Linked DNA regions of Homo sapiens: region 2 is linked to region 1. The links are chromatin loops, found by intact Hi-C in ENCODE. Cell type or tissue: right lobe of liver. All regions are shown on one strand. Links, peaks and the distances in the headings refer to the core of each region. The heading gives the core; the rest is flanking DNA.

Region 1 (16,553 bases), core at 4,255-12,254:
CTGATGAAGTCAAGGCTAGAAGTCTTGTCTCTGCTATTTACCAGTTGTCTGTCACCAAGACAAGATGTTTAGCTTCTCTATCACCTCCGAGGCATTAGCTGCCTTGTCATCCTCATAGAATAGTGGTGTGGATTGAGGGAGATTATGTAGTCTGTAGATCAGGGTCCAGCCTGCCACCTGTTTTTGTAAATAGAGTTTTATTGGAACACAGCCACATGCATTCATTTACATATCATCTATGGCTACTTTCACTACAGTGGCAGAGTTGAATAGTTGGAACAGATATTGTATGGCTTGCAAAGCTTAGAATATTTACTATCTGATTCTTTGCAGAAAAAGTTTGCTAAATGTTATACATTTGGCCTGAAGGATTTTTTTAACAGCTTTATTGAGATATTTACTTGCTATACAATTCATTTACTTGAAGTGTAAATATAATAGTTTTTAGTATATTTACAGAATTGTACAGCCATTGCCACAATCAATTTTAGAACATTTTTATCACCCTTAAAAGAAACCTGCACCCTTTAGCTATCATCCACCCTTACTACTTCCATCCCTTGGCAACTACTACTTTCCTTTGTTCTTTTATAGATTTCCCTGTTTGGGACATTTTATATAAATAGAATGTGGTCTTTTTTGACTGACTTTTTCACTTAGCATAATGTTTTAAAGTTTGGGTTTTTTTTGTTTTTTTTTGTTTTTAAGAGATTGGGTCTCATTCTGTTGCCCAGGCTGGAGTGTAGTGGCACGATCACAGCTCACTGTAACCTCAAACTCCTGGGCTCAAGTGATCCTCCTGCCTCAGCCTCCCAAGTAGCTAGGGCTACAGGCACACACCACCATGCCCGGCTAGCTTTTTAGTGCTTTGTAGAGATGGGGTCTTGCTCAGGCTGACCTCAAACTCCTGGCCTCAAGTGATCCTCCTGCTTCGGCCTTCCAGAGTGCTGGGATTACAGGAGTGAGCCACCATGACCAAACGTTTTTAAGTTTTATCCACCTTGTATCATGTATCAATGACTCCATTCTTCTTTATTGCCAAACAATATTCCATTGTATGTGTAAATATGCCACATTTTACTTATCCATTCATCCATTGGTGGACACAGGGTCGTTTCTACCTTTTGGCTAATATGAATAACGCTACTATGAACATTCATGTACAAGTTTTTGTGTGGACATATGTTTTCATTTCTCTTGGACATATACCTAAGAGTAGAATTACTGGGTCAAATGGTAACTCTGTTTAACTTTTGGAGGATCTGCCAGACTGTTTTTCAAGGTGGCTGTGCCATTTCACATTTCCACCAGCAGTGTTTGAGGGGTCCAGTTTCTCTATATCTCAACACTTGTTGTTGTCTTTTTTATTACAGCTGTCCTAAAGGGTTTGAAGTGGTATCTCATTGTGGTTTTGATTTGCATTTCTCTGATGAATTATGTTGAGTATCTTTTCACGTGCTTAATGGCTATTTGTATATTTTCTTTGAAGAAACGTCTATTCAGATCCCTTGACCATTGTTTTTTTTTAAAGAGAGGGGGTCTTGCTCTGTCACCCAGGTTGTAGTGCAAGTGGCTCAGTTACAGCTTACTGCAGCCTCAACCTCCTGGGCTCAAGCGAGCCTCACACCTCAGCCTCCAAAGTAGCTGGGAACTACAGGTGTGTGCCACCATGCCCAGCTGACTTTAAAATTTTTTTGTACAGACAGGGTCTTGCTATGTTGCCCAGGCTGGTCTCAAACTCCTGGACTCAAGCAATCTTCCCACCTCGGTCTCTCAGACTTGAACATTTTTAAATTGGGTTATTTGTTGTTGTTTTTGAGACAGGGCCTCGGTCTGTTGCCTAGGCTAGAGTGCAGGGGTGTGTTCATGGCTCACTGCAGCCTCAACCTCCCAGGCTCAGGTGATCCTCCCATGTCAGCCTCCTGAGTAGCTGGGACTACAGGCACGTGCCACCATGCCTGGCTAATTTTTGTATTTTTGTAGAGACAGGGTGTTGCCATGTTGCTCAGGCTGGTCTTGAACTCTTGGACTCAAGTGATCCACCTGCCTCAGCCAGCCAAAGTGCTGGGATTACAAGCTCGAGCCACCATGCCCAGCCTATTTGTCTTTTTGTTATTGAGTCGTAAGAGTTCTTTATGTATTTGGGCTGAAGAATTTTGATACCTGAAAAGAGTTGGTTAGAGCCGCCCTAGGATTACAGATGGCCCTGGAGTTAGAATTTCACCTTTAAGGTTTAAGGCCCACCAGATGGCACTGTTTTAAAAGATAAAGGCACTGAGACAGCTCTGAAACCAGTACTTCCTCTTCTTGGTGCACTGTGGGAGTTGTGGTTCCTGAGGCTGGTAATCTTTCTAAAGGAAAGGCCAGTTCTGCATGATCCTACAAAGCTAGGCTGATTTTTTTCATCTTTAAAGACAGGGTTACCATTGATGTCTGCTAACCATGTATTCACCGAGAACATGGAAGCTTCATAGGTTTCTGGTGGTCTCACATTTTGTCTTATGTGACATTGTTGGGGAACATGGATCCCCCAAACGAATTGTCCAGATCATGTTCTTTTTTTTTTTTTTTTTTGAGACAGAGTCTCATTCTGTCACCCTGGTTGGGGTGCAGTGGCGCAATCTTGGTTCACTACAACCTCCGCCTCCTGGGTTCAACTGATTTTCAGCCTCCTGAGTAGCTGGTATTACAGGCAGGCAATACCACACCTCGCCAATTTTTTAATTTTTTGTAGAGACAGGGTTTCACCATGTTGGCCAGGCTGCTCTTGAGCTCCTGGCTTTAAGTGATCTGTCCCCCTCGGCCTCACAAAGTTCTGGGATTACAGGCATGAGCCACCATGCCCGGCCCCAGATCAAGTTCCTGTATGCCTGTGTGGAGCCTTTACTTGGCTCCCTTTGCTGTCTTTGCAGTGATCTACATGTCCCCCATATGTGGCCCCATTGCCCTCTCTAGCATCTTAGAGAATCTTGCATTCTCCTTCTGACCATCTGTCTAGTCCACAACTGCTCTCTAGAAACCCTGGTCCTTCATGCAACCTGTTTCTTCATCTGGAAACTACTTCCACAGCCCTGCTCTGCCAAAAAAAAAAAAAAAAAATTGAATCAATCAGAAAGTTTGGTACCTCCTGCCTCACCTTCAAGTTGCAATTTAATTCTGACTAATCGTTCCACGTGCCTGCCCCATCACAGAAGTCACCTTATTGTTTGCCTGGTTTAGTGTCTGTATTCCTACTAGACAGTAAATGGCTGGAGAGTGCAGAGATGAGCTTTGCACATGTCCCATCCCCAGGACTTGTATGTCCTGGAACATGATCAGTACTCACCAAAGCTTGTTCCAAGACACGTTTGCCCCTCCAAGTGTCAGTGGGTCATTCAGGAGAGCCCCTGGCTAAAACACATCTATGTGCACCTGCCTTCTAATCTGAGGCCTGGCGGCCCCTGGGCTTCTTTTGCCCTTCTGCCGTCTCATTTTCTGCATGGTTTTCTTCTGCTTGGAGAAATTTTTGGTGGCTTCTTCCCTGCCCTCCATCTATCCCACTCCCATCTAGTTTTTTCTTATTCAGTTACAGAAGTGAGCCTGGCCAACAAAACAGAAAAAAGACTTCCCTCTTGGGAAACCTGGCTGTCCCAGGAGCTTTTGAAGGTTCAGCCCTGTGCTGGCAGTTCCTGCCTTGAGTCTGTTCGTCTGCCCCAGGTCTCTTGGGTTCACTTCCCAGACCGGGCCTGGAAGTATGCTAGAGTGCTCACTCTTGTACATTTGTACACTCTGCTGGCTCTTCCTGCTGACATGGGAAGACCCTTTCCCCAGTGTTGAGTCAGAGCTTTCAGAGCCCTTCCCAACTTCCTGCCTGGCCTGGCTTTTATACATGCAGCCCAGCCTGTTGCATTGGAAAACACAAAGGACATGGTCTACCTCACTCCAGACCTGAGAGAGGAAAGGAGGCCTCCAGACCCATGTCTAGCCTGCCATTTGGATATGACCAGGACAGCATGTAGAGAAATTTAAAAGCAGTAGGGTGCTGTAAACTTCTAATTTTAGTGTCAAACGTATGAGATAATCAGTGTTGTGATTTCAGATGAAGGTGCCATAGTAAGACAACATCATCTTGGTGGACAGATCTGATCCTAAAAAAACACTTTATTTTCTTTTTTTTGAGATGGAGTCTTGCTTTGTCACCCAGGCTGGAGTGCAGTGGTGCGATCTCAGCTCACTGCAAGCTCCACCTCCCGGGTTCACGCCATTCTCCTGCCTCAGCCTCCCAAGTAGCTGGGACTACAGGCGCCCGCCACCACGCCCGGCTAATTTTTTGTATTTTTAGTAGAGATGGGGTTTCACTGTGTTAGCCAGGATGGTCTCAATCTCCTGACCTCGTGATCCGCCCGCCTCAGCCCCCCAAAGTGCTGGGATTACAGGCGTGACCACCGCGCCTGGCCTAAAAAAACACTTTAAACTCTGTCTATTTTATTCACTCTTGTATCCCAAGTGCCAAGACACATGGTAGACACACACATATTTTTGTGGGAAAACAATTTGGGCCTTAGTTTAGTAAGTGCAAATGTGGAATGCAATTTTGGGCCCTCTGTCTGTAAGTATTAGTGATAGCAAATGAGATTTATAGAAAACTGATATGATGGGAAAACATAAAAATATTTGGAGTAGGCTGGGCGCAGTGGCTCACGCCTGTAATCCCAGCACTTTGGGAGGCTGAGGTGGGCGGATCACGAGGTCAGGAGATCGAGACCATCCTGGCTAACATGGTGAAACCCCGCCTCTACTAAACAAAATGCAAAAAATTAGCCAGGCGTGGTGGCAGGCACCTGTAGTCCCAGGTACTCGGGAGGCTGAGGCAGGAGAATGGTGTGAACCGAGGAGGCAGAACTTGCAGTGAACCGAGATCGCGCCACTGCACTACAGCCTGGGCGACAAAGTGAGACTCCATCTCAAAAAAAAAAAAAAAAAAGGCCAGGCGCGGTGGCTCACGCCTGCAATCCCAGCACTTTGGGAGGCCAAGGCAGGTGGATCACGAGGTCAGGAGATCAAGACCATCCTGGCTAACACGGTGAAACCCCGTCTCTACTAAAAAAAAAAAAAAAAAAAAAAAAGCCAGGCGTGGTGGCGGCGCCTGTAGTCGCAGCTACTCAGGAGGCTGAGGCAGGAGAATGGCGTGAACCTGGGAGGTGGAGCTTGCAGTGAGCTGAGATCGCGCTACTGCACTCCAGCGTGGGCAACAGAGTGAGACTCCATCTCAAAAAAAAAAAAAAAAGAAAAAGAAAAAAAATATTTGGAGTAAAACCAGTTGCCCACTTCTCCATTACCCTTCCCTGTCCATGCACACATACTAATTTCTCCTGAATTTTCATGGTCTATTTGAATTAATGAAATTTTAACTTAAGCTTGTTTTTTTTTTTTTTTTTTTTTTCCCCAAGAGACAGGGTCTTGTTCTGTTGCCCAGGCTGGAGTGCAGTGGTGCCATCACAGCTCACCTGAAGCCTCAGCCTCCTGGGCTCAAGCAATCTTCCTGCTTCAGCCTTCCTAGTAGCTGGGGACTACAGGCATGTGCCACCATGCCTAGCTAATTTTTAATTTTTCTTTTTTTTTTTTTTTTTTTTTTTGAGATGGAGTCTTGCTCTGCCACCCAGGCTGGAGTGCAGTGGCGTGATCTCAGCTCACTGCAGCCTCTGCCTCCCGGGTTCAAGCGATTCTCCTGCCTCAGCCTCCCGAGTAGCTGGGACTACAGGCATGTGCCACCACACCTGGCTAATTTTTGTATTTTTAGTAGAGATGGGGTTTCACCACATTGACCAGGCTGGTCTCGAACTCCTGACCTCAGGTGATCCACCCGCCTCCGCCTCCCAAAGTGCTGGGATTACAGGCGTGAGCCACTGCGCCCGGCCTCATTTTTGTATTTTTTGTAGAGATGGGGTCTCATGTTGCCCAGCTTGGGTCTTGAACTCCTGGCCTCAAGCAGTCTTCCCACCTTGGCCTCCCAAAGTGCTAGGATTATAGGCATGAGCCACTGCGACCAGCCTTTTTTTTTTTTTTTTTTTTTTTTTAGCGTTAAAGGCAAACTATTTGGCCGGGCATGGTGGCTCACGGGTTGGATCACTTGAGGTCAGGAGTTCGAGACCAACCTGGCTGGCATGGCAAAACTCTGCCTCTACTAAAAATTCAAAAATTAGCCTGGTGTGTTGGCGCATGCCTGTAATCCCAGCTACTCAGGGGACTGAGGCAGGAGAGTCGCTTGAACCCAGGAGGTGGAGGTTTCAGTGAGCTGAGATTGCACCACTACACTCCAGCCTGGGCAAGAGAGTGAGACGCCATTTCAAAAAAAAAATAATAATAAAATAAATAAATAAAGCAAATGATTTACTCTTTTTTCTTCCACATGCTGCATCATTATTTCCAATAAATAACTTCAGTTAGGGTCTCCAAAGACTTTGAGAACTCAGTGAACACATGAACGAGTGAACAAACGAATGAATGAATGAAAGTTTTGTGTTTGTCACAGATGTGAGAGACTGAGTTATAGCTTATAGCTTCCAAAATGTGACTTCTTTGTTATCAGTTGAGGGAATCTGCATAATTCCTTAGAAGTGCTCTTGGTTGTTAATCCCTCCAGGGTAAAAGAAGGAGACTGTTTCATGTAAGATTTTATTCAAGTTATTTTCAAAAGAAAACAAAGGACATAGATTTTCCCATTCTTGAAGGAAATGTTTGGAGTTCCTGTTGGATACACAAGCAAGCTGGTTAATTAGGTTAATTAATTGGAGAGAGGGGATGGGAAATGCCCTTGGGAGCTCTGTATCCTGCCGATGTATCACACACGCACACCCTGCGCACGCACACTGGCTTTCCACTCACTCCTTAGAGGCATCAGAGTCTTGCCTGAAATGGGTCTCTAGCTTTGTCCCACTCAGACACCGACTTTAGGTTTGAACTCGTTGTGCTGGCATGAGGTGGCACTGGTGGTGGGGAGGGTGGGAGAGCATGCCGAGATGCTCCTGATCAGACTTGTCCCCAGGCTGCGGGGCTGGCAGAGGTATGACCAGCATGTTCTGTTCCTCCCTTCTCCCTGGAGATCAGATGTTCCCTTCCCCCAGCTTTAATCAGAAGCGGTTGATTATACCGTGTTGAGTAGGGCAGACCTTGAATGGGGATATGAAAATCAAGCCAATCAATCAACATTAGCAGTAATGATACAAGCTGGTCCTGTCGCTTCCTGAGTTGTCTCAACGTTATTTTAAACTGCCTCTTTGAAAAATCTTTCTTACAGAAAGGAAGAGGTTTTATCAGAATGTCAGCATCACACAGGGTGAAGGTGAGTGTCTGAAATTTTGACTGCCTCTTTTTTTTTTTTTTTTTGTGAATGGTTGGGAACATTTTTCATCTTCAGCTGGTTTCATGGTGCGATTATCCTTCCTGCTTTTTGTGAGATATATTTCTGTAAGGGACTCAGAGTTGGCTTTGTCTGCACCAATTCAAGTGGCTAAATATAGGAATGGTCACTTGATTCCACTTAACAAATCCCTGAGAGTTTTTCATTTGATCTTTCAAGGTGGCTTTGAGATAAACCTGGACCACAGGAAGCTGAAAACTCCCCAAGCCAAGCTCTTTACCGTCCCCAGCGAGGCCCTGGCCATTGCAGTGGCTACTGAGTGGGATTCCCAGCAGGATACCATCAAGTACTACACCATGCACCTGGTAACAAGTTCACAGTGTGAACCTGGACCCTGAGACCCACCCAGGGCTTCGTAGGGTAGACCCTTTACCAAATTCCGACAAGGCCCTGGGGGCTGGTCCTTTGCCTGTCTGGCCCCCAGGGATTCACCTCCTCTCAAGTCACTAACGTGCTAAACTCTTTCCTTGTCTGGCCCGGCTACTTGCAGCTCTCTCTCCTAGGAACACTGTGCTGGATGGCTGGTTTCTCCTTTGGTTTCAGGACAGATGTCACCTTCATTGACTGCCCAGCTCTCTTATTTTCTATGACAGCAGCTGGCCATTTGTTTTGTCAGCACTTAGGCAATTTATAATTGTTTTATGTTTGCACATTTATTGTCTGTCTCTTCCACTGCCTGGTAAGCAACAGAAGGGCAGGAGCCATGTCTGTTTTACTCATCAGTGTCTGGACAGCCACTAGCAGGTAATTTAGTTGGTACTCAGTAAATATTAGTTGAATATAAGATCCACTGGAGGCAGATGGGTGAGGTGAGGAAGACTCCCTATAGAACCAGCCCCCTCGTCCACACCAAAGTGGCTCGCCTAGGCACCAAGGCTGCCTGGGGAAGGAAGGGCCCAGCTACACTCTTAGGTCCAGCCTCTGCAGCTTCTAAACTGTAACCTTGGGCAGGTTGCTACCCCTTTCGCAGCCCCATATTCCCCACCGATTAAAGATGAGTGATAATAGTACCCACCTCACGGAGCTGTGGTCAGGATGAGATGAGATGATGCAAGAAAGCCCTTGGCATGGTCCCCAGCACTGACTGGGCACTCAGTCAATACAGGAGTCAGCTGCTATCATCCCAGCCGCTGCTGTGCTCAACCTTTGCAAACCCAGGTGGGCCTCCTCCCAACATCACAGCCTGCTGAGGTGGTTGGCCTGGTCCTTGACAACCTAGTGAAATTAGGGTGATTAGGGCTACAAACGAATAGGGTAACCTAAGCAGCCTATTATTGACAAGGTAAGTCTGGAAAAAAAAAGATCTTTTTTTTTTTTTTAAACAGTCTAACTCTGTTGCCCAGGCTGCAGTGCAATGGCATAATCTCGGCTCACTGCAACCTCTGCCTCCTGGGTTCAAGCGATTCTCCCGTCTCAGCCTCCCAAGCAGCTGGGATTACAGACGTCCACCACCATGCCAGGCTAATTTTTGTATTTTTAGTAGAGATGGGGTTTTACCATGTTGGCCAGGCTGGTCTTGAACTCCTGACCTCAGGTGATCTGCCCACCTCAGCCTCCCAAAGTGCTGAGATTACAGGCGTGAGCCACCACACTTGGCCGAAAAAAATAATCTTGATCCCGATTTGCATGGGCTATTTCCCTACTTTCTAAGGTGTAAGGGAGGCAGCTGGTAAAGGTTTCCAGTCAGATTTGAGCTCCATCACTAATACATGTCTTATTAACTGTATTTGACAATGTACTTAACCTGTCTGGGCCTCAGTTTTCACATCCCAGATGGACATAATAATAGTACCTACTCCAAAAGGTTGTTGTGAGGATTAAATTAAATACACTAGAGCCTGGTAATAAAAGGCATGTGACCATGGGGGAGGTTCACTAATCCTGGGGCTGCTGCAAGCTTCCCTCGAGTCCTGTGAGCGTCAACACAAAGCATTTGGCATGGAGCCTGGTTGTGGCACACTCTCAGTAGCTGTGCTGCTGCTCCGGTAATGCAGACGCCTCTGGTGGAGGGCTGTGCTGTGGTGCTGTCTGCTATGTGTCAGATGTGGTGTCCTCAGGAAAGCAGGGCTTTTGCCTGAGCCCCGCAGGCAGTGACAGGGTGGTTTTTGCCTTTGATTCAGACCACATTGTGCAACACATCATTGGACAACCCAACCCAGAGAAACAAGGATCAGCTGATCCGGGCAGCCGTGAAGTTTCTGGACACCGACACCATCTGGTAATGGACATTTAGATGGGCATTCCCCTTGGATTGAGGCTATTTTTCCTGATTTGCCCAGATGGTTATCAGTGGAAGAAGAAACCCTCTCCATTTATTGCAAGGACAAGGAAGGTGGCCCACTTGACTTTGGCACTTGGCTGCTCTGTAGCCCCTTAGGAGGAGGACTCCTCGGGCTACAATGGTGTCAGAACATGGCCACCCCTCTTCTCTAGCCCAGAAGCTGCTCCTTAGGCTGGGAGGGTGGTTATGCAGCTCTTGCAGGTGCCGTGACCACAGGCCCCTTAGGCCTAGGGGGGCCTGTGACCTTAAACTTCTGCCCACCGACACTTTCTCAGGTAAAGCATCCTTGGCACTATGGATGCTGATAACTAGGAGTGTCCTTCTCCAGTTCTGAATTCTCCTCTGTGTCTATGTTTCTTGGCTAATTGTTCAGTGATGCCAAAGGAAAGTTGAGAAACAATGGAAATGATTGAGCAGCACCGTGCCTGCTAGCCCAAGTGCTCTAGGATCCTGAGTCATCTCACGATGACACAGGAAGTCAGCACTGATGGCTGGAGGCGTGCTTTCGAAGGGGGTGACCCATAGCTAGTGGGAACGCCCACTCCATTTATATTAGGGTTCACTTGATTGCAGGGAGCAGAAACCCATTCAACCTAGCTCAGACAAAAAGGGGATTCTTGAAAACTATACAGGGATCCTGACAGGAAATGAAGGACAGTTGGGTCACCAGGAAAGGTAGCTGGAAGATCCAATGTCAGAGCTCCTCCCTGTGCCCTACTAGGGTGAGAGGAAGGTGAGGGAGGAAAGGCTGGTTGTCCATCTGCCCCTCCCAGCACCCCAGCTTTTCCTGCATAACTCATGACCTCTCTTCCCCACTTTGCTTACACAAGACAGTGGATTTCCATAGTGCCCACTTGGATTCCCATCCCATGAGGCCCTGCAGCTCAGCTCCTCTCAACTGGCTCATGTCTGTGTCTCTTGGTCAAACAAATGGCACAGCCTGACCTCTAGCTTGGTCCCATCAGGTCTGGCATCTGTGCCAGCAGCTGCATCTGTAGCCAGGAGGTGGGTGGACTTATGAGGTATAAACAGGCTATTTGGTCTGTGACCAGGGGCACAGTCTCTTGGAGGGGGTGAGGGTAGAGATGCAAAGACTGAGCATCTGGCACAGCATTCCCATTCAGCATCTGGGTCAAGCGGGTGTGGACCCAGGGTTGCAGTTAGTAGATTGGATCTGCTTTAGGATGGCAGTAACAGTGTGGCAAGCTTGGACCTGTCAAATATTTGGGGGCATTTAGGGTAGTGGTTCTCAAACTCAAGCTTACACTAGAATCCCCTAGAGGGCTTGTTAAAACAGATTGCTGGGCCCCCCTCCAGAGGTTCTGATTTCTGTAGGCATGCAACCTGAGAATGTGTATTTCTAACAAGTTCCCAGGCGATGCTGGTGCCAGGGCCACACTTTGAGAACCACTGCTTTAGGGGAAAAGACTTGTGGGGCTGGGATGGTGGTGGTGAAGTTTTTGCTGTTGTCCTTTGTGTTTTTCCTTTTCTATCACTGAATGAAGGAATTGTACTTTTTTATTAATGAAGGTTATTTTTACAATGAATTAGCTACAGGGTGGAGGAGCCCGAGACATTAGTGGAACTTCAAAGGAATGAGTGGGATCCAATCATCGAATGGGCTGAGAAAAGGTAAGATGTACAGCCCTGCAGAAAGCACTGACTGGGCACCTGCGTTTGGTGGAGTGTAGGGGTCAGGGGGTCACGCTGGAAAACTAGTGCCCTTAGCTAGTCAGCTTTCTGATTTCAGAGCACTCGTGGGATTTGGCTCCCCTCATATGATCAGGGATAGGGTCATCCTGGGAAAAAAGCACCTCAAATTTAATTTCAGCCACTAGGTACAGCACACCTGCTGTAGCGGTTCATGAAGTGTAGGGGCAGCTCTGTGTCCTTGGAGAAGCAGTGGAGTTCCCAGGCCACCTTCTGCCAGCGGGTCAGAGCAGCAGTGTCGGTTTGAATCCCAGCTCTGCTGAAGACTCAGCTGTGTGACTTGGCTAATGAGTTGATCTCTCTGAGCTTCAATTTTCTTGTCTATAAATGGGGCTAATAATCCCTACCTCTCAGGGTTTGAGGAGGAATAAATGAATTGATGCATGTAAAGGCTTAGCATCCTGCTTATTAGCACACAGTAAATGTTCAAATTTTGGCAGTGATTTTAATCTTTGTCACAATTGCTGTACTATTAAATAAAATAACAGAACAACATATACGATATGTATGCACTTGGAGAAAAGTCTGGATAGCTTCCTGCAAAATTACGGGTAACATCCAATGGATATGTAGCTTCCAGGAATTGATATGAAATATTTTTCTTTAATAGGAAGACTCTTGAGTGCAAAGTTGAATGGATTATTGATGTGGTGGCAAAATAAATTCAATTTCATTTGATCCCAAGGGAAATTTGGAAGGGCTGGCTTTCATGGTACTACCTTGACTGTGGTATTTTCTAAGCTTGCAAGGCACATTTCTTGGTATAGCAGTTTTCCACAAAAGTGATGTTACCAATCAGTTCACTGATTTGCCACATGCTGCCCGATGCTCACAATGTGGCAGGTGTCCTTGGGTCTTAAAAGAGAAGGCAAAGGCAGTGCTCTAAAGACCAGACTACAATACTATGTGGGAATGTGACAAAACAGTGTCATTTCAGAATCTAATGAAATGTAATAATAATTTAGGTGCCTAGAGATCTTTGCTATAGTATAAAATCATCAGATTCTTGTGGCAGGAAATACCTCATCCTTAAGAGTTTATAGAAAAACTTAGCCATTTCTTACAGTCCATTTGTACTATTAGGAATTTCAGCAAGGATTTTTTATTTTTTCTTTCTTGAGATGGAGTCTCGCTCTGTCGCCCAGGCTGGAGTGCAGTGATGCGATCTTGGCTCACTGTAACCTCCACCTCTTGGGTTTAAACGATTCTCGTGCCTCAGCCTCTCAAGTAGCTGGGATTACAGGCGCCCACCACGCCCAGCTAATTTTTGTGTTTTTAGTAGAGATGGGGTTTCACCATGTTGGCCAGGCTGGTCTCGAACTCCTGACCTCAAGTGATTGCCCACCTCATTCTCCTGAAGTGCTGGGATTATAGGTGTGAGCCACTGCACCCAGCAGGATTTTTTTTTTTTTTTTTTTGAAAGGAGTCTCGCTCTGTCACCCAGGCTGGAGTGCAGTGGCGTGATCTCAGCTCACTGCAAGCTCCGCCTCCCAGGTTTTATGCCATTTTCCTGCCTCAGCCTCCCAAGTAGCTGGGACTACAGGCATGCACCATCTACACCCGGCTAATTTTTTTTGTATTTTTAGTAGAGACGGCGTCTCACCGTGTTAGCCAGGATGGTCTCAATCTCCTGACCTCGTGATCCGCCCGCCTCGGCCTCCCAAAGTGCTGGGATTACAGGCATGAGCCACCGCGCCCGGCCCCAGCCGGATTTTTTTAAGCAACAGAAAAAAATCAGTGATATATGGAAGAAAATTACAAAAATTATTTTTATCCCCCATTGTGTTTTTCTGTTTTATTTAGTTATGATTATTCTTGAAAATGTATCTTCTCAGCCAGGCGCAGAGGTCAGGAGGCGGAGGTCGCAGTGAGCCGAGATCATGCCACTGCACTTCAGCCTGGGGTAGAAAGCAAGAAAGACTTCATCTCAAAAAAAAAAAAAAAAAAAAAAGTTTGAAAAAATGACTGCTGACTGGTCATGGTGGCTCATGGCTGTAATCCCAACACTTTGGGAGGCTGAGGTTGGCAGATCGCGTGAGTCCAGGCGTTTGAGACCAGCTCGAGCAACATGGTGAAACTCTGTCTCTACAAAAAAAATTAGCTAGGTGTGGTGGCACATGCCTGTAGTCCCAGCTACTTGGGAGACTGAGGTGGGAGGATCGCTTGAGCCTAGGAGGTCAAGGCTGCAGTGAGTCAAGATCATGCCAGCGCACTCCAGCTTGAGTGACAGAGCGAGACCCTGTCTCAATAAAAAAGAAAACCTCCATGATATATGACATAAACATTATTTTAAGGAAAACCATTTTAAATATTGTTTTTAACTTTTATATGTCCTCAAATGTGAAAAACTTTAAAGAGATGTAAAAGGCAGATGGCCTTTTGATGGAGATTCCAGGTGAATGAATGAGCATTTCAGGCAGCTGCGTATAACCGAGCCCTAGCTCACATGACTCAGGAACCATCCCTTCATTCAGCACAGTTTCTTGGTCCTCCAAGTTTGCTTTTGAGGGACAGAAAATCAGGTCGGGAGGCCACTGACCATGGTGGCAGTTGCTCCTGTAGTCAAGACTAGCTCCTTGGCCAATGCACACACATGCTCTGAAGCTTAGGCCTTTGTTTCTAGTCAAAAGGTGGGCTGCTCTTGGGCTACAGCATGACAGAGACATGCCGAAGCCCTTTTCCTTTCAGATACGGCGTGGAGATCAGCTCCTCCACCAGCATAATGGGACCCAGCATCCCTGCCAAAACTCGGGAGGTGCTCGTCAGCCACCTGGCATCTTACAACACATGGGCTTTACAAGGCATGTATGGAGTTTCTTGTGGGCTTGGCAGGTGGCTGTGAAGGCCATCAGTGTCTGAAGCCTGTACTTGCCCCTCCCCAGGTCCTGTGAGTGGAGAGGCACAGAGTGTTCTGGGCTAGCTGAGTGTGGAGGCTGGGTGGCTCTGATGCTAGCCAATCACTCTACGCTCTAGGCTCACACCTTTCCACCTTCGACTTCGCCAGCAGAAGTCTTGAGTTCAATCTCATTGCCCTGGCTTGGGTCACATGTCCATCCATGAACCAATCACTAGACTGGGTGCGGAAAGCTCTGATTTGCCAAGTTCGGGTCATGTGTCTCACTAGGTAAGAGCAGAGGAGGATCACCCCCAGGGAAGACCAGAGTGCTCTTTCAGAAGAGTGGGACAATCGCTGGATGGCTCTTTGCACCACTCACTCCTGTTCTCTGCTAGGGCTGCTGGGACTCACAAGGGGTAGGTTGTGGCAGCTGCCCTGTTTTGGGTTCTGACTTGGCTTGTGTCCCTGCAGGGATTGAGTTTGTAGCTGCCCAGCTCAAGTCCATGGTGCTAACCTTGGGCCTGATTGACCTGCGCCTGACAGTGGAGCAGGCCGTGCTGCTGTCACGCCTGGAGGAGGAGTACCAGGTGAGGAGCAGCACCTCAGGTCCCGCCTCCCCCTTCCTAGTTCAGACTCACTTTGGGGGAGCAGCTAACCCATCTGAAATATAGTTATGCATACTTGGCTTTTATTACTTTTATGTACACGCAGAAATCAAAATCAAGGACCAGCAGAAGTATTGTCAAGTAGGCCTGGCATGGTGGTTCACACCTGTAATCCCAGCACTTTGGGTGGCTGAGGAGGATGGATCATTTGAGGTCAGGAGTTTGAGACCAGCCTGGGCAACATGGCAAAACCCTCTCTCTACAAAAATACAAAAATTAGCACCTGTAGTCTCAGCTACTTGGGAAGCTGACGTGGGAGGATTGCTTGAACCTGGGAGGTGGAGGTTGTAGTGAGCCAGGATTGTGCCACTGCATTCTAGCCTGGGTGACAGAGTGAGACCCTGTCTCAAAAAAAAAAAAAAAAAAGGTAAGATAATAACAATAAAAAAATAACAGTAAGTGCTACCGCTGTGTTCCTGCATTGTATCCATCTCACCTCCTCTCAGCAGCCTGGGCAGGTAGGAGCTGTGGTTATCTCTGTTTTACACAGAAGGAAATGGAGGTGCAAGGTTGCACCTCTGGAAAATGTGCCAGCTGGGGTTTGAAGCCAGGTCTGGTGATTTTAGGGCCAAGGCCGTCAGGCCTCACTCTGCACAAGGAGGTTCACGGGTGGATAAAGACCATCTGGGCTTGATAAAGCCTGCAGAACAGGCCCTGCCAAGATGACTGAGAACCCGTTTGTGCTCCTTCATCAGCTGAGCCTTCATACCCTGACATTTTATCTGGCTGGCAGAGGAGCATAGGGGTAGCTGCTGTTTGTATACAAGTTTTGATTTAGTGGGCTCAGAATTAAGGTTTTGCCACAGTATGGTTTGCATTTTTTAACTCTGAAAATTATAGCCATCTTTGCAGTCTTTTTATTGTTATTCCACCAACCTCAGAAGGTTAATTGCTATTATGAATTGGTCCCTAATATGGTAAAAACAAACAAACAAAAAAACACAAAACTTTTTGTGATGTATTTCCCTAGTTCTTGTAGTCTTCTGCTCAGAAAAATGCCAGGGAAAAAACTATTTTTGTATAACAAAGGAGGCCCGCTACTATTCTCTGGATGTCAGAACTGATTACATAGGAAGGGGGTGACTTGTAGGGCTGGTGGGAAGCCAGTCTGGGCTCTGCTTCTGACTATGGGACCCAAGCCAGGCCATCATTCTCTGAACTTTGGTTTCGATCCTCTACAAACAGAGGAATAACCTGAATTATGTATGTGATGGTATACAATGAAAGTATGGAATACTCTTCAGATGACATATTACAATTGTACAGTTTGGGACCAGGCAGCCCAGAAGTTCAAATAGCTTGTGTAGCATGGTGGATTCTGAGTTCCTGGATGAGCTGGGGCGGCCAGGCCAGGCCTCTTGGGCAACTAGCCAGGGAGGAGCCAGCAAGGTTTGGTTGGACTTACACTGTCTGGACAGCCACATCGTGTGTCTGAGCGTTCCTCCCTCTTGTTTTTAGAGCTCCAGACAGAGAATCTGCAACTTGTCCCCAGTGTGCAGAGCAGAGGCATCTGTAGTTCTGTGACTACCACAAGAGTCAGAGTTGAAGCCACTGCGTGGCCTTACTTGATTTAGTTATTCCACCCACATGGCGCTGGGGGGCACTTGTAGCCCAGCATGGCAAGGCAACTTGGAGAGGCTGTCCATTCACAGGCTTTCTGGG
Region 2 (16,553 bases), core at 3,831-11,830, 360 kb after region 1:
GCAGTGTGCCCAGGCCTACTCTACAAGCCTCTAACAGCCTCTGGGATCATGATTCTTTGTGAGTCTCCCTTGCTCCAGGTGGCGAATTTCTTGAAGGCAGGAGGAATGCTGTCTTCCTCAGCAAATCGCTGTGGCATAGCAATTTAAAAAATAGTATCCCTGACTTTTCTAAGCTTTTTGCTCCTTCCAACTCGCTTATGCTTCCCAAGAACCCGGGGGGGAGGTCCTGAACCAGCCCCATTTTACAGATGAGGAGAGGAGGCAGCGTGTGTGTGTGCTTCCTGCGGCTGCTGGAACAAATGACCACAAACCCAGTGGCTTAAAACAATGCACATCTATTCTCTTACAGTTCTGCACGCCGGAAGTCCAAAGTCAAGGTGTGGGCAGGGCTGGCTCTTCCTCGAGGCTCTGGGGGAGAATCCTTGCTTCCATCCTCATATCACAGCAACCTCCGCTTCTATCGGCGTAGCTCCTCCTCTCAGTCGAAGCTCCCTCTGCCTCTTTCTTATATACAAGGACACTTGTGATTACATTTGGGGCCCATCCAGATAGCCTGCAACAATCTTAAGATCCGTAATCTAATTACGTCTGCAAAGACCCTTTTGCCACCTGAGGGAGCACTGGTAGGCTCCGGGGATGAGGGTGTGGGGTCCTGGGAGGCCTCTGTGCAGCTGCCTCAGAGGGTAGCAGTGGCACAGCTGCAATGTGGACCCGGGGGGTCTGGCTCCAGATCTCGGTGCCATAGCACTTCCCTTGAAGATGGTTCCCTGATTGTGGGGCTGGCCGTATGGCAAGGCATTCCAGGCAGAAGGAAGAGAGCAGCCCCGGCCTCCAGGCAGGAAGGCAAGGGTAACATGGGAGGAAAATCTGGCCTCCGCCAAAGTGAGGCACAACCAATATAGCTTTGTGGGCAGAGAGAGGGCACAGGTTACTTGGACCCTGATGGGGCATTGTTCTCCTTGGCCTGCATGCTGCAGGCCAAGGCTATGGAGCCTCCATGGAGGGCGGGGATGCACCTGTTCCTCCCACCTCCTCCCCATACCTAAACACCTTCAAAGAACAAAGGAAGAAAGGAGGCTAAGGAAGAAGGGAGGCTGTGTGTCCCTTCATGGATGTAGTGTTTAGAACGTGCCAGGCCGTGAGCTAAACTATTTGTGTCTGTCTCTCATTTAATCTTTACAACCATAATACCTTTTATACCTATTTAATAAATGCACAAATTGAGGCTTATTAACAATGGCTAGTATATCTTGAGCATCAGCCACAGGCCAAACTCAACATAGGTTTGTGCTTATGTAATGCTCACAGCTCCCAGCAGCCCTGTATGGAGGGGTGCCATCTGTCTGTATGGAGGGGGAAACAACTCATTGATATAAGTGAGCAGTTACAGAATGCTGAGGACGGTGTGGGCAGGTGGGAGGCCTCAATCGGGCACTGGAGCTGTAGTTTGGCATGAAAGTGGGGGACTGGCAAGGTCGAGACCAGGAGCAGATGGGGCTTGGGTGGGTGCAAGGAGCCCCCCAGGCCCCTCCCTGTCAGCCATGAGCAGCCGGGAGGTGTGCAGGCCCTGTAGGGAACCAGCATTGATCCCAGGCTGTGGGATGGGGGTGGGGAGGGAGTAGGAGAGGGGCTGGGGCAGGGAGTGGGGAAGGGAGGATGGGATGGGGAGGGAGTGGGAGTGGGGGAGGGGAAGGGAGGATGGAGGGAGGAGGGAGTGGGGATGGGGGTGAATGGGAGGGAGTCAGTGAGGTCCTTGAGGGTCACCATAGTAACAGGAGCCAGCTCTGCTCTGAGGCCTGAGTCTGAGCCACCACGGGGAAGGAGATAAAAGGTTTTCTATCGATCTCTGTTGGGAAAGTCATCAGTGATAAGCTGGGCTGGAGGGGCCGGCTGGCGGGAGTGTGCATACTGGCTGCACACGCATGGCTCAAGGGTGCCCAGGGAGCCCCCACAGACTGCGGTCAGACTGTTTGGGAGGTGACCGCTTGAGCCAGGGAGGGGCTGGGCTGGAAGCCACGTCTATCTGCTTCTCCTTTAACGGGGGCAGCTGGCTGGCTCAGCCTCCTGCCTCAGCCTTCCCTTCTGCTCAGTGGGGCAGTTGGGCCTAGGCTGCCTCCCTGGGGTGGGGGATGAGTCAGGGATGCAGAGGCGGGAGGGAGAGAGGAGCTCAGATGCCGTGGCTGCTCTGTGGTCTGCACTGGAGGTTTGGCTGCAGGAAACTGGTCCTTTCTCTTCAGAAGTGCAGGCCCATCTGGGGCATCAGCAGCCACAGCTGGGGTGGGCTGGCAGTCTTGGGTGAGGACAAAGACTCCAGCTGCCCAAGAGCCAGGGCCAGACTGTCGTCCAAGGCCCCACTGAGCCAAGGGCATTCAGCTCAGGGCCCGTGTGTGTGTGTGTGCGCGCGCGCGTGTGCGTGTGTGTGCGCAGGTGTGGGCATGTGCAGCTGTGCCAGTGCCCCGCTAGGCCTTGAGTGTGTACAGGTCACCTGCCCCTGCCTGTCTCTGTCTGCACTCTTTCCCTCCACAGGTGTTAGAGCCTGCAATGCCCCGGATGCTGGGCTGGGTAGGGGTGCAACAGTGACTGAAGCAGACACAAATCCATGTCCTCATGGAGCCAACATTCTAGTGGGTATCTGGGGCAGGAGAGAGACAGACAAAATAGAAAGGTAAATATAGGAGCTATGGATGATGAGTGTCCCAGGGGGTGCGGGAGGGGGTGGGAGGGGGAAGCAGCTTGTTAGTTAGGTGAGAGAAGGTGGTCTTAGAGCCTCTAGAGACCTGAGGGAGGCAGGGGACAGATGTGTGGGGAGCTGGGAAGAGGAGACAGCAGGTGTAAAGGTCCTGAGGCAGGAGTGTGCCGGGAGCAGTGGGGAGGCCTGTGGGGCTGAAGAGCAATGCATGGGGGCAGAGAGCAGGAGGCAAGGACAGAGAGGGTCAGGACCAGCTTGGGTGGCCACAGTGTACAGTGGGGCCTCTGGCTCAGACCCTGAGTGACGGGGTCCTTCAGGGAGAGCTGGGATCTCCCCTAGGTCCTCACAGTGCACCCTGGCTGCTGAGAGGGGCCAGGGCAGGAGCAGGAGGCCTGGGAATCCAGGGGGCCCTGGCCAGGGTGGGGCTGTGGGCAATGAAAAGATTCCAATTCCAAATATACCTTGAAGGTAGAATAGACAAGAATTTCTGACGTGGGGTGAGGAGAGGAGCCCAGGACACTCCAGAGTTTTCCACCTGAGCAAGAGCAGGGTGTGGCCTGAACAACAGATGGCGTGCCCAGGCCCTCTGTGGCATCTAACTGTTGTTAGAGGCCCAGGTGTAAGGAGGGAGGGGTGTGCATCTGTCCACACACGTGGGTGGGGTGTGTGCAACTCTGTGTGCAGCCCTAGAGGGCCAGGCTGGGGTCTCAGGGCTGCTGGTTGGAGCCTTACCCCATTCCTGATGGGGCCAGCTCCCAGCCACCGCTGGAGGCAAGAATGGCCCCTTCCTGGCTTGCTCCTGGGGGGCACTCAGCTCTTTCTGCTCTCCTGAGTCCCTAGAAATGAGGGTGCACTCAGCCATGCCACAACCCCTGCCCTTCTCCTTCCTGCTGCCCTCCAGGGCCTGTGGGATGGGGGCAGCAGACAAAAGGGAGAAAAAACCAAGGAGGGAGGGGCCATGGCAGGCCCCTGAGAGTCATCTGTGGGGTGAACACAGCCCTTTAGACATAACCCTCCCAAGACCCCCACCTGTTGCTGGGATGGACGTTGTTGGAGTCTGTTCTGGGGCCCCTGAGAGGAGGAACCTGCCCAATAGCAGAGACACTGACCCCCACGCTGAGGTCACCTCCCTCCAAAGCCAGAAAAAAATCCCATTGATCCACTCAGCTCTCAAAGTTCATCTACCCTCCTTCTCCATTTCCCCAAATCCTGGTCATTCTCCAAAACCAGCTCACCCTCTGGCTTCTGGGAACCTGGTGAGGCACCAAGAAGGTGGGTGCTTGAGTCAGCCAGAGGGCTCATGCTTCTGCCCTGCCACCTGTTGCTGTGTGACCTTGGGCAAGTCACATCACCTCTGAGCAGGCACTTCCTCCCCCTGTAACTTGGAGCTGCTAACAGCTTCTCTGTGGGGCCGTTCAGAGGTAAGCTGCACAGAGGACTTAGCTGTTGCTTCTGTGAGCCTTGGTTTCCTAATCTGTCAAGGGCTGTGGGAAGATGAAGTGAGACACTGTGGAGGCCCAGCTTGGAGGCCACGGTGTGCCTCCCCTGAATTCATACCTTCCTGCTCCCAGGACCTACCCATCCGTCTCTCTGTGCTCCTCACTCTACTTCTCTGAGAGCCCCACTGTTCTGGGGAGCTCTCACCAGCCATGGTCACAGGCTCTTGGGGCCTATGGTGTCAGCGCTGATGGGGTCTCAGGTCTGTCACTGTACCCGGCCCCACAGCCAGAGCTAAGTTTGGGAGCTGGCCACGGAGTGTCTGCGGCTCATGATGGTAGGCTGAAAAATGGCCCCTAAAGATATCCAGGTCCTCATCCCTGGAACGTGTGGGTGTCCCCTTTACAGCCAAAAAATGGGCTCCTGCAGATGTGCAAAGTTAAAGGTCTTGAGATAAGGAGATGATCCTGGGCTATCTAGGGGTTCCTTAAATGCTGTCCCTAGTGTCCACAACAGAGAGAGGCTGAGGGAGACTCGACAACACAAGCACGGAGGAGGAGACTGCGCGGCCACCGAGGCAGAGACCAGAGTGATGCAAACACAGCCAGGGATCACCAGGGCAGCTGGCTGAGGCTGCAAGGGGCCCTGCACAGGTTCTCCCCTGGCGCCTCCGAGGGGGCACAGCCCCACAGACGCCATGACTCGAGACCAGTGATACTGATTTTGGACACCCAGTCTCCAGAACTGCAAGAGAATCATTTCTGCTGTTCTAAGCCCCGACATGTGTAGTAACTCTTTACAGCAGCAACAGGGAACGAACACTCACAGCTTAGGATTTCCTGGCTACCGCCCAGACCTCGCCCTGCCTCATGTCCATCCAGAGCTGGGCGTGAGTGTGTAGGGTGTGCAGGTGGCCATTTACTCCTGTAGGCCAGCAGGGGCCCGGGGATCCTGGGCAGGTAGAGGGGATGGAGGATGGACAGGCTCTGGAAGCCCAGACCACGTGGATGTTCTGTGAACTGCTGGACCCTCAGCCCAGGCCCAGGAGCATGGGAGGAGTAAGCCACAGAGCATGTGTTGGCTGCTTGTGTCCACACACAGCTGGGGGGTGTGTTTGGTGCATGTCCACGTGGTGGGTTGTGCGGGTATAGAGGTGGGGAGTAGGCACTTGTGCACCTGGTATAGACCCAGTGGAAAACCCAGGTGTGCCAGAAACAGCCAGCTTCCTTTTTTCTTTTTCTTTTTTTTTTTTTTTGAGATGGATCTCACTCTGTCACCCAGGCTGGAGTTCAGTGGTGTGATCTCGGCTCACTACAACCTCCACTTCCCGGGTTCAAGCGATTCCCCTGCCTCAGCCTCCCAAGTAGCTAGGATTACAGGCGCCGGCTGCCACGCCCGGCTAATTATTTTGTATTTTTAGTAGAGATGGGGTTTCAGCATGTTGGCCAAGCTGGTTTCGAACTCCTGACCTCAAGTGATCCACCCTCCTCGGCCTCCCAAAATTCTGGGATTACAGGCATGAGCCACCACGCCCAGCCCCTTTTTTTCTTTAAATCATCTTACATCCTGTTCTAAGCCCCTATCCTGCTGGCTGGTGGGCAACTGAATCTCAGCCATTATTGGGAGCTTCTTTCTTCTCCAGAGCCACACAAAGGTCCCAAGGCCATGATGAGTCTGGCCACCGGGTCTGGCAAAGGAGGCCAGCAAAGCTCTCTGAGACAAGCTAGGGACCAGGCTGCCTGCACTGGAGCATGGGGTGGGGTTAGTAAAACAGAACAAAACCAAAATTAATATCTGCTGTTTGTCTAGAACCCTGGAGCTTTGCTGCTCAATATGGTTGTCATTAGCCACGTGTAGCTAGGTACATTTCAATCAATTTAAAAGAAATAAAACTTAAAATTGTGTGTGTGTGTGTGTGTGTTTCTTTTAGAGTCTCACTCTATCACCCAAGCTGGAGTACAAATGGTGCGGTCTCAGCTCACTGCAACCTCCACCTCCCGGGTTCAAGCGATTCTTCCGCTTCAGCCTCCCTAGTAGCTGGAACTATAGGCACATGCCACCACACCCGGGTAATTTTTGTATTTTTGGTAGAGACAGGGTTTCACTCTGTTGGCCAGGCTGGTCTTGAACTCCTGACCTTGTGATCCGCCTACCTTGGCCTCCCAAAGTGCTGGGATTACAGGCATGAGCCACCGCGCCCGGCCTTTAAAATTGTTATTATTATACTAGTCACTTTCTGGTGTTCAGGAGCGGTGTGTGGCCACCCTGTGGGACCTGGTATAGGAAGTTCTATTGGGCTGTACTGCCAGAAGCGTTCAACCACTGACATGAGTTCTGCCCCTCTGAGTGGGGTGACCTGCCCATTTACAGATGGGGATGCAAGGATCAAGCACAAAATGACTTACCCAAGGTCACTGGCAGCAGTTGGCACCTCCAAGCTCCATGGGCAGTGGCACCCCGGGCCACGGGGTAGAGTGGGTGCTTGCCAATGTTGGCTGCTGAGTGAACGTGCCAGTGCCGTCCTCTGCCTCCTTGGAGGAAAGCTGCCTGTGAAGAACAGTCCTGCCCTCGTTCAGAGGTACGGCCTCCTGATCTCAGCCTGGTAAGGCACTGTGTGGCTCTAGCCCTACCTCAGGTACCACACTTTGCCTCTTTGGGACCCTGTGTCCCCGTCCATGAGATGGAGATTGTGACCACTGCATAGGGCTGCCTGGGATTTCCATGAGTTAATGTCTGTGAAGTGCATAGTACAATCTAACTCAATCATACGACGTTTGAGAGATGATGGGATTTGGCACACAGGAATGAGCACTGCGCCTCCTCAGAGTGACTCCCAGAGGTCAAGTTGGGATTTACTTAGACTGAGACCCGCAACCTTATCATGCTTCTAGCATTCATCTGACAAACATCTATTAAGCTTGCTTTTGGGGGCCACGACCGATGTAAGCCTGCAGCTGTGAGGTCTACCCTAGGCTAGGGAAGGTTATTCTGAGAAGAAAGTGAACCCCAAGGAAGGGGAAATCCAGAAGAAGATTCCTGATGACATCTGACAGCTGGATCCAGCTGTTCCTGAAGCTTTTATATTCCTGTTTTGTTTGCCAATAATTTTTTTTGTCATTTACAACTCAAAGCCAGGCCGTCTGGTCCAACCCCTTGTCCCCTGATACTTGATGCTTCTCCATAGCAGCTATGACAGTCTCTGCTTGGATGCTGCTCATGATGGGGATCTCACTACCTACCAAGGGAGCTCTACAAGGGCAGAACCAACTCTGGTGCAAGTGAGAGCTGATAATCTATTGCTCTTGTCTGGAAATGGTGTGCACAGCTGGGAGCTCCCCTGGATTGGATTCAGGGCAGTGGAAAGAGGACCCTTCATGGTTCAGTAGACCTGAATTCAAATTTCAGGCCTGGTGGTGACTCACTGTGTGACCTGAGTGAGGCAAGGGACTTCCCCTACCTGAACCTCAGTTTCAACATCTGTAAAATGGTCTCCCTGGCCACACTGATTTGGTGAGGACACCACGAGGATTAAGCAAGAAAATGTGTGTGAAGCTCTGGGCGCACGCCAGTGTGTGGCACACAGGGGACACCTGAGGGCCACATCCCTCCTGTGGGTAATGCTAATGGACACTGCACACCCATCTGAGAGGGTCCACTCTGCGTCCATAAGAGGTTGGCACTGGGGAGTCCGCACTGGGCCAGGCTGCTCCTGCTCTGCGGAGCGTCTGCTGCAGCTGTGACTCACAGCCCGACCACACTCACAGCCCAAGACTCGGAGCCGTCTGTTGTTATGGCGACGCAAGCCCACTGGAGTCCTGGGCTGTCAGTCATCAAGGTCTGACGCTGGGGGTGTGTTTTGGCGTGTGGGTGTGGCCTGTGTGTTTGTGTAGGGGGATGGGCGTGTGAATGCTATTCCTGCGTGTTCAAGGCAGTGTGCTGGTGTTTGTGTGTGGACTTCCTGTGTGTGCAAGGCTGGGCATGTCTGCATTGAGGGCGTTTGTCTGTGTGTGGTGTTGAGCTGTGTGTGCGGTCTGGGTGTCTGTGGGCTGTGTGTGTGTGTAATGTGCCTTAGGAACGCTGGCCCTGAGGCAGGGTGGACAGGAGGGTGGCCCAGGGAGGGGTGTAGGCCTGGGTGTCTATCGCTCTGACCTGGTGGCCCTGGGTTGGTCACTGCACCTTTCTCAGCCTGTTTCCCCCTCAATAAGCACAGCAGGTTGCAAAGGGCACTCACACTCGCTATTTCATTTAATCCTCCTGTGATCCTGTACCAGCAGCTGCTCACTCAACTCATATTTAGAGTCCACTCTGTGTCAGGCCCTGGGGATACAGCCATGAACAGAGACTTCCTCCGCTGAGGGTCTCCAGTCTCCAGTCTGGTGGGAGATGGACAATACACAAACAAGCAAACAAAACCAGAGACTCCAGTGGGTGCTGGGAGAAGGAACAGCAGGAGGAGGGCACAGAGAGTGATGGGGTGGAAACTGAGGACAGGGTGGTCAGAGAGGTGACTTATGAGCAGAGGTTCTGAGGAAGGAGGCCAGAGTCATGGGAAGAGCATCGCAAGCATCGCAACAGTAAGTGCAGAGGCCCTGAGGCAGGTGGAGGTTCATGTATCTGTGGCCCAACGAGCAGGCCGCGCACTGCAGCGGTGTGGGTGGGATGGGCAAGGCCACTGCCATTTGCAGTTTGTGGATTCCAAGGCAAGTGCACTGGTGAAAACAGCCCATTGTTCATCCACTGATGAATGGAGAGGCAACATGCGGTATGTCCAGACAAGGAAATAGTATTTGTCAATAAAAAGGAACAAATGGCCAGGCGCGGTGGCTCATGCCTGTAATCCCAGCACTTTGGGAGGCCAAGGCGGGCAGATCACTGAGATCAGGAGTTTGAGACCAGCCTGACCAACATGGAGAAACCCTGTCTCTACTAAAAATACAAAATTAGCCAGGCTTGGTGGTGCATGCCTGTAATCCCAGCTGCTTGGGAGGTTGAGGCAGGAGAATCGCTTAAACGCAGGAAGCGGAGGTTGCAGTGAGCTGAGATCGTGCCATTGCACTCCAGCCTGGGCCACAAGAGTGAAACTCCGTCTCAAAAAAAAGGAACAAGCTACTGGTACGTACAAAAATATCAGTGAATCTTAAGTGGATTATGCTGAGCAAAAGTAGCCAGCCTTGAAAGGCTGTAGGCTGCAGGATTCTATTATGTGACATTCCGGGAGTGACAAAATGATAGGGACAGAAAACTAATCAGCGGTTGCCAGGAACTGGGGATGGGGAAAAGGCTGACCTGACCACAAGGGGGCTTGAGGCAGTTATGTGATTTGACACATTTGTCAAAATCCATAGAATTGTATGCTAAAAATTGATGAGTTTAATTGTATGTAAATTATACGTAAATATACCTGGCCACACACCAACACCCAACATCTCACAAAGCTTGGGGCTGAGTGACCCTCCCACCTCCCGGAGAGCTCGTGAGAGCAGCTCTGGGAAACACACTTTTCTTCAGGTCCTGTCATTTCATTTTCAACTGCCTTGTCCTTAATCTGTCTTTGCCGTGAATATAGTAGTTTATTTTCTTTTTTGTTTATGTTTTTGTTTTTGTTTTGTTTTGAGATGGAGTTTTGCTCTTGTAGCCCAGGCTGGAGTGCAATGGCGCGATCTCAGCTCACTGCAACCTCCGCCTCCTGGGTTCAAATGATTCTCCTGCCTCAGCCTCCTGAGTAGCTGGGATTATAGGCGCATGCCACCACGCCCAGCAAATGTTTGTATTTTTAGTAGAGATAGGGTTTCACCATGTTGGCCAGGCTGGTCTTGAACTCCAGACCTCAGATGATCCACTTGCCTCGGCCTTCCAAAGTGCTGGGATTACAGGCATGAGCCACTGTGCCCAGCTGGTAATTTCTCAGTAAATATTTGATCAACCGATCTGGAAATGCTTCGCATCCAAAACTGAGGGCCCTTGTTCTCAGCTGCTGAGGAAAGACCAGGCAAAAGCGTCAGGGGCTTGACCAGGAGGGGTGTGTGCGTATGCTCGTGTGTGTGTGTGTGTGTGTGTGTGTGCACGTGCGCATGTGTGTGAGGCAGGGCTCAGTGCACACCATGCTGAGTGTTTTTAGCAGAATGTGGTGGTCCATGGAGGGCATGAGCACCCCAGTTCTCCTTCCTGGCACCAGCCAAGGTGAAGTGCGCTTCTTCACGCGCTTCAAGGTCAAGGCTGTCTGTAACTTGCTTTGGCCAATGAAATGTGAGCAGAAATGAGGATGTCACTTCCCGGAAGCAGCTTCCGGAGTTGGTGTGCAATTCTTCACTTTCCTTTCCCTGAGCTGGTGAGACCCCATCAAAACAGAATCTCAGTCAGCCTGGACCCAGACTGGCTGCACCATGTAGTGTCTTCCTGCTCCCTGGTCAGACGTAGCATGAGCAAGAAATCAACTTTTGCTCTTTATGTATGTATGTATTTTTTTTAATAGACTTTCTTTCTTGTTGGAGCAGTTTTAGATTCACAGCCAAACTGAGTGGAAGTTGCAGAGATTTCCCATGTCCTTGCTGCCCCCACATGTGCACAGCTCCCCACCCCCATTGTCAGCACCCCCCGCCAGATGGTACATTTGTTCCAGTCCTGAACCTACATCGACACATCATTATCACTGGAAGTCCGTGGCTTAGGTTAGGGTCCCTCTTGGTGTTGTTCATCTGTAGTTATAATGCCATGGGTCATACTGACTTGTTCCACGGCCTTGCAATTTCTCTGTGCTCTGCCTATTCATCTTCCCCATAAACCCTGACTTTTTTTTTTTTTTTTTTTTTTTTTGAGACAGAGTCTTGCTCTGTCTCCCAGGCTGGAGTGCAGCGGCACAATCTCGGCTCACTGAAACCTCCACCTTCCAGGTTCAAGTAATTCTCCTGCCTCAGCCTCCCGAGTAGCTGGGACTACAGGTATGCACCACCACGCCCGGCTAATTTTTGTATTTTTAGTAGTATGGAGTTTCACCATATTGGTCAGGCTGATCTTGAACTTGTGACCTCGTGATCTGCTCACCTCGGCCTCCCAAAGTTTTGGGATTACAGGCGTGAGCCACTGTGCCCTGGCCACAAACCCTGACCTTTTTACTGTCTCCATAGTTTTGCCTTTTCCAGAATGTAACATATTTAGAATCACACAGTATGTGGCCTTTTCAGATTGGCTTCTTTTACTTAGTAAAATTCATTTAATATTCCTCCATGTCTTTTCGTGGCTTACTAGCTCATTTCTTTTTAGCGCTGAATAATATTTCATTGTCTGGGTGTGCCACGGTTTATTTATCCATCCACCTACTGAAGGACATCTTGGTTGCTTCTAAATTTTGGCAACTATGAAAAAAGCTGCTATAAACATCTGTGTGCTGGGTTTTTTGTGGATATATGTTTTCAACTTATTTGGGTAAATACCAAGAGGCATGACTGTTGGATCACATGGTAAGAATCTGTTTCATTTGTAAGAAAATTGCGTGTCTTAACTCAGGCTGCCATAACAAAATACCACAGGCTTTGTGGCTTAAACAACAGAAATTTATTTCTCACAGTTCCGGAGGCTGGAAGTCCAAGATCAAAGTGTGGGCAAGGTAGGTTTAATCCCGCAGCTCTTCTCTGGGCTCAGAGATGGCTGCCTTCTCGCTTTGTCCTCACAAGGTGGGGTGGGGAAGAGAGAGAGGCAGCCAGCTCAGAGCTTGCTCTCATGTCTCTTCTTATAAAGACACTCATCCTATTGGATTGGGGCCCCATCCCTATGATCTCATTTAGCCTTAATCACCTCCATAAAGGCCCTGTCTCCAAATAAATACAGTCACAAAGTGGGCTGGGGCTTCAGCATACGAAATTTGAGAGAACAAAAACATTCAGTCCATAACACTGCCAGACTGTCTTCCAAAGTGGCTGTATCATTTTGCATTCCCACCAGCATGAGTGAGAGTTCCTGTGGCTCCACATCCTCACCAGCATTTGATGTTGTCAGCATTCTGGATCTTGGCCATTCTGATAGGTGTGTAGAGGCTCTCACTGTTGTGTTAATTTGCATTAACCTGATGATGTATGATGTTGAGCCTCTTTTCATATGCCTTTTTGCTTTCTGTGTATCTTGGGTGAGGTGTCTGTTTAGATCTTTTGTTTTTTAGAGATGGGGTCTTGCTATGCTGCCCAGGCTGAACTTGAACTCCTGGGATCAAGCAATCCTCCTGCCCTACCCTCCTTAGTATCTGGGACTACAGCAGTATGCCACCACATCCATCCCTATTTTTTAACTGGATTGTTCATTTTCTTACTGTTGAGTTTTAAGAGTTCTTCATAAATTTTGGATAACAGCCCTTTATCAGATATGTCTGTGGCAAATATTTTCACCCAGTCTCTGGCTTGGCTTTTCATTCTCTTGACAGCCTTTTGTAGAGCAGAGCAGAAGTTCTTTATTTTAATGAGGTCCAACTTACTAATTCTTTCTTTCACAGATTGTCCCTTTGGTGTCGTATCTAAAAAGACATTGTGCGACCTTGATTGATTGATTGATTTATGGAGACAGGGTCTTGCTCTGTCACCCAGGCTGGAGTGCAGTGTGGGCAATCACAACTTGCTGCAGTCTTAAACTTCTGGGCTTAAGTGATCCCCCTGCCTCAGCCTCCCCAGTAGCTGGGACTGCCAGTGTGTGCCACCATGCCTGGCTAATTTTTAATTTTTTTGTAGAGACGTGGTACTTCACTATATTGTCCAGGCTGATCTTGAGCTCCTGGCCTCAACTGATCCTCCTGCCTCTGCCTCCCAAAGTGCTGGGATTACAGGCATGAGCCATGCACTGCCCAGGTGCAAACTTTGTTCTTAAAAGCTGGCCAGGCACAGAGGCTCAATGCCTATAATCCCAGCACTTTGGGAGGCCGAGATGGGCAGATCACTTGAGGTCAGGAGTTCAAGACCAGCCTGGCCAACATGGTGATACCCCATCTCTACCAAAAAATACAAAAATTAGCAGAGCATGGTGGCAGGTGTCCGTAGTCCTAGCTACTCAGGAAGCTGAAGCAGGAGAATTGCTTGAACCTGGGAGGCGGAGGTTGCAGTGAGCCGAGATCATGCCAGCCTGGGCAACAGAGTGAGACCCTCTCACCACTCACAAAGCTGCAGCTGGAGCCAGTGACACTGCTGTAGGGACACGTGCCTTTGCAGCAGGGAGGAGCTTCTCCCACACTTTCCCACCAGAAAGCATTCTGGTCACACATGTCAGTGAATCTAATGGTCAGAGCCAAGTTCACATCTAGAACCGAGCTGCAAGGGAGTCTGGGACTATGATTTCAGGTTTCCAGACTCACTATTCAGGAAAGCATATGAAAAGGAGGTAGGGACAGGGGCTGTAGGCCACTTGACTTTGGTCAATGCAGGGGGGCAGTGGGAATTGAGGGGGGGTCACCACTGCAAATGAGAAGAGGCAGAGCATGAGACATGGGAAGGATACCAGGAGGGGTGAGCAGGCTCAGACTGGGTAGAGGGTTGAAAGGAAGAGGGTGCCCCAAGGAAAGAGCAGAGGCCAGAGGTTGGCACTGGCCAGGTGGAAAAGGCTGGGGATGAGATGAGAGAGGGAGGGGGTAGATTACAGTGTGACCCTGGATGTAATGGGTTGAATAGTGTCAAAATTCATGTCCAACCTGACTGTTAGGATTCGACCTTACTTAGAAACAGGGTCTCTGTAGATATAATTAGTTACAGATCTCAAGGTGAAATCATTCTGGATTTAGCTTGTAATCTTAGTGCTTTGGGAGACCACTGAGGAAGGAGGATCACTTGAGGCCAGGAGTTCAAGGCTGATCTATCATCGCACCACTGCACTCCAGCTTGGATACAGCACTGCACTCCAGCTTGGATGACAGAGCAAGACCCTGTCTCAAAAAAAAAAAAAAAAAAAGAGAAAAAAAAAAAAAAAACAGGGGAGGACACAGAGACACACATCTTCCCATGTGAAGACTAAGGCAGAGATTGAAGTGATGCAGCCACAAGCCAAGGAATGCTGGGAGGCAGGAAAAGATCCTTCCCTAGAGCCTCTGGAGGGAATGCAGCCCTTTCAGATACCCTGATTTTGGACCTCCAGCTCCAGAACTTCAAGAGAATAAATTTGTTGTAAGCCACCTTGTTTGTATTGCTTTGTTACAGCAGCCACTGAAAATGAATACACTGGCCGAGTGAGAAAGTTTTGATGTTTGTCCCCTCCACATTTCATGTTGAAATGTGATCCCCAATATTAGATATGGGGGCTGGGCATTGTGGCTCACACCTGTAATCCCAACAATTTGGGAGGCCAAGACAGGTGGATTGCTTGAGTTCAGGAGTTCGAGACCAGCCTGGACAACATAGTGGGACCCCATCTCTAAAAAAAAGATCCAAAAGTAGCCACATGTGGTGGCACATGTCTGTAGTCCCAGCTACTTGGAAGGCTGAGGTAAGATGATTGCTTGAGCCCAGGAGGTTGAGGTTGCAGTGAACTGTGGTCGCACCATTGCACTCTAGCCTGGGAGACAGAGCAAGACCCTGTCTCCAAAAAAAAAAAAAAAAAAATATATATATATATATATATATATATGTGTGTGTGTGTGTGTGTGTATATATATGTGTATATATACACACACATATACACACACACATATATAATGTGTGTGTGTATATATATATATATATATATATATATATATATATACCTATTTTATTTTATTTTATTTTATTTTGAGACGGAGTCTTGCTCTGTGGCCCAGGCTGGAGTGCAGTGGCGTGATCTCTGCTCACTGCAAGCTCCGCCTCCCAGGTTCACGCCATTCTCCTGCCTCAGCCTCCTGAGTAGCTGGGACTACAGGCACCTGGCACCACGCCTGGCTAATTTTTTGTATTTTTAGTAGAGACGGGGTTTCACTGTGTTAGCCAGGATGGTCTCGATCTCCTGACCTCGTGATCCGCCCGCCTCGGCCTCCCAAAGTGCTGGGATTACAGGCGTGAGCCACCACGCCCAGCCTATATACCTATTTTACACACACACACACACACACGTGTGTGTGTGTGTGTGTGTGCATATATATATGAGTATATGAGGTGGGGGCTGGTGGGAGGTGTTGGGGTCATGGGGGGTGGATCGCTCATGAATGGCTTGGTCCCTCCCTACAGCAATGAATTCACACGAGATTTGGCACCTCCTTTGCTTTCTCTCCTGCTCCCTCTCACCATGTGACACACCTGCTCTCTCTTCACTTCCCACCATGATCAGAGGCTTCTTGAGGCCCTCACCAGAAGCAGATGCAAGCCCTGTGCTTTCTGACCAGCCTGCAGAGCCGTGAGCCAAATAAACCTCCCTCCCCTCCCTTCTCTCCCTCCCTCCCTCCCTCTTTCTTTCTTTCCTTTCTCTCTCCCTCCCTTTCTTTCTCTTTCTTTCTTTCTTTCTTTCTTTCTTTCTTTCTTTCTTTCTTTCTTTCTCTCTCTTTCTCTCTCTTTCTGTGTTTCGCTCTTGTCGCTCTCTCTCTCTCTCTCTTTCTCTCTTTCTGAGTTTCGCTCTTGTTGCCCAGGCTGGAGTGCAATGGCATGATCTCGGCTCACCGCAATCTCCACCTCCCAGGTTCAAGCAATTCTCCTGCCTCAGCCTCCTGAGTAGCTGGGATTACTGGCATGTGCCACCACGCCCAGCTAATTTTGTATTCTTTGTAGAGATGGGGTTTCTCCATGTTGATCAGGTTGGTCTCGGAGTCCCGACCTCAGGTGATCCACCTGCCTTGGCCTCCCAAAGTGCTGGGATTACAGGCGTGAGCCACCGCGCCTGGCCAAACCTTGTTTCTTTATAAATTACCCAGCCTCAGATATTCCTTTATAGCAACAGAAATGGACTAATACAGAATTGGTACCAAGGAGTGAAGTGTTGCTATAAACATACATGAAGATGTGGAAGCAGATTTGGAACTGGGTAATGGCTAGAGGTTGGAAGAGTTTGGAGGGCTCAGAAGAAGACAGGAAGATGAGGGGAGGTTTGGAACTTTTTAGAGAACTGTTAACTAGTGTGACCAAAATGCTGACAGAAATATGGACAGTGAGGGCCAAGCTGATGAGGTCTCAGATGGAAATGAGGACTTTATTAGAAACTGGAGCAAAGGTCACTCTTGCTATGCTGTAGCAAAGAACTTGGTTGCACTGTGTCCATGCCCAAGGGATTGGTGGAAGATTGTACTTCAGAGTGGTGATCTAGCGTATTTGGTGGAAAAAAATTCTTTTTCTTTTTTATTTTTTTTGAGATGGAGTCTCTCTCTGTCACCCAGGCTGGAGTGCAGTGGCACGATCTCAGCTCACTGCAACCTTCACCTCCCAGGCTCAAGCAATCCTCCCACCTCAGCCTCCTGAGTGGCTGGGACCACAGATGTGTGACACCATGCATGGCTAATTTGTAT

What was found. Peaks named below come from ENCODE experiments on the same cell type or tissue, not always from the same donor. Only the 100,000 strongest peaks of a DNase experiment are listed, where the experiment ranks them.
Region 2: it touches region 1 in a loop (2.6-fold over the local background); 17 of 110 quality-filtered maps call a loop at or near these places.

The regions. Positions count from the first base shown.
Region 1 is chr17:18,019,383-18,035,935 of GRCh38, reverse strand. ATPAF2 (ATP synthase mitochondrial F1 complex assembly factor 2) reads left to right here. Exons shown (of 8, transcript NM_145691.4): 2 at 7,277-7,321; 3 at 7,559-7,704; 4 at 9,520-9,617; 5 at 11,232-11,312; 6 at 14,079-14,191; 7 at 14,698-14,813. Among named protein-coding and RNA genes, the nearest start is that of ATPAF2, 12 kb to the left of the region's middle. RefSeq lists a silencer at 13,396-13,559. In right lobe of liver, for the core only: no CTCF peak of the experiment used is centred there; DNase peaks (open chromatin) are centred at 8,495 and 9,395.
Region 2 is chr17:17,654,874-17,671,426 of GRCh38, reverse strand. No RefSeq gene overlaps it. Among named protein-coding and RNA genes, the nearest start is that of SMCR2, 15 kb to the left of the region's middle. RefSeq lists enhancers at 2,951-3,450, 3,451-3,952, 7,605-7,744, 8,235-8,324. In right lobe of liver, for the core only: no CTCF peak of the experiment used is centred there; a DNase peak (open chromatin) is centred at 7,915.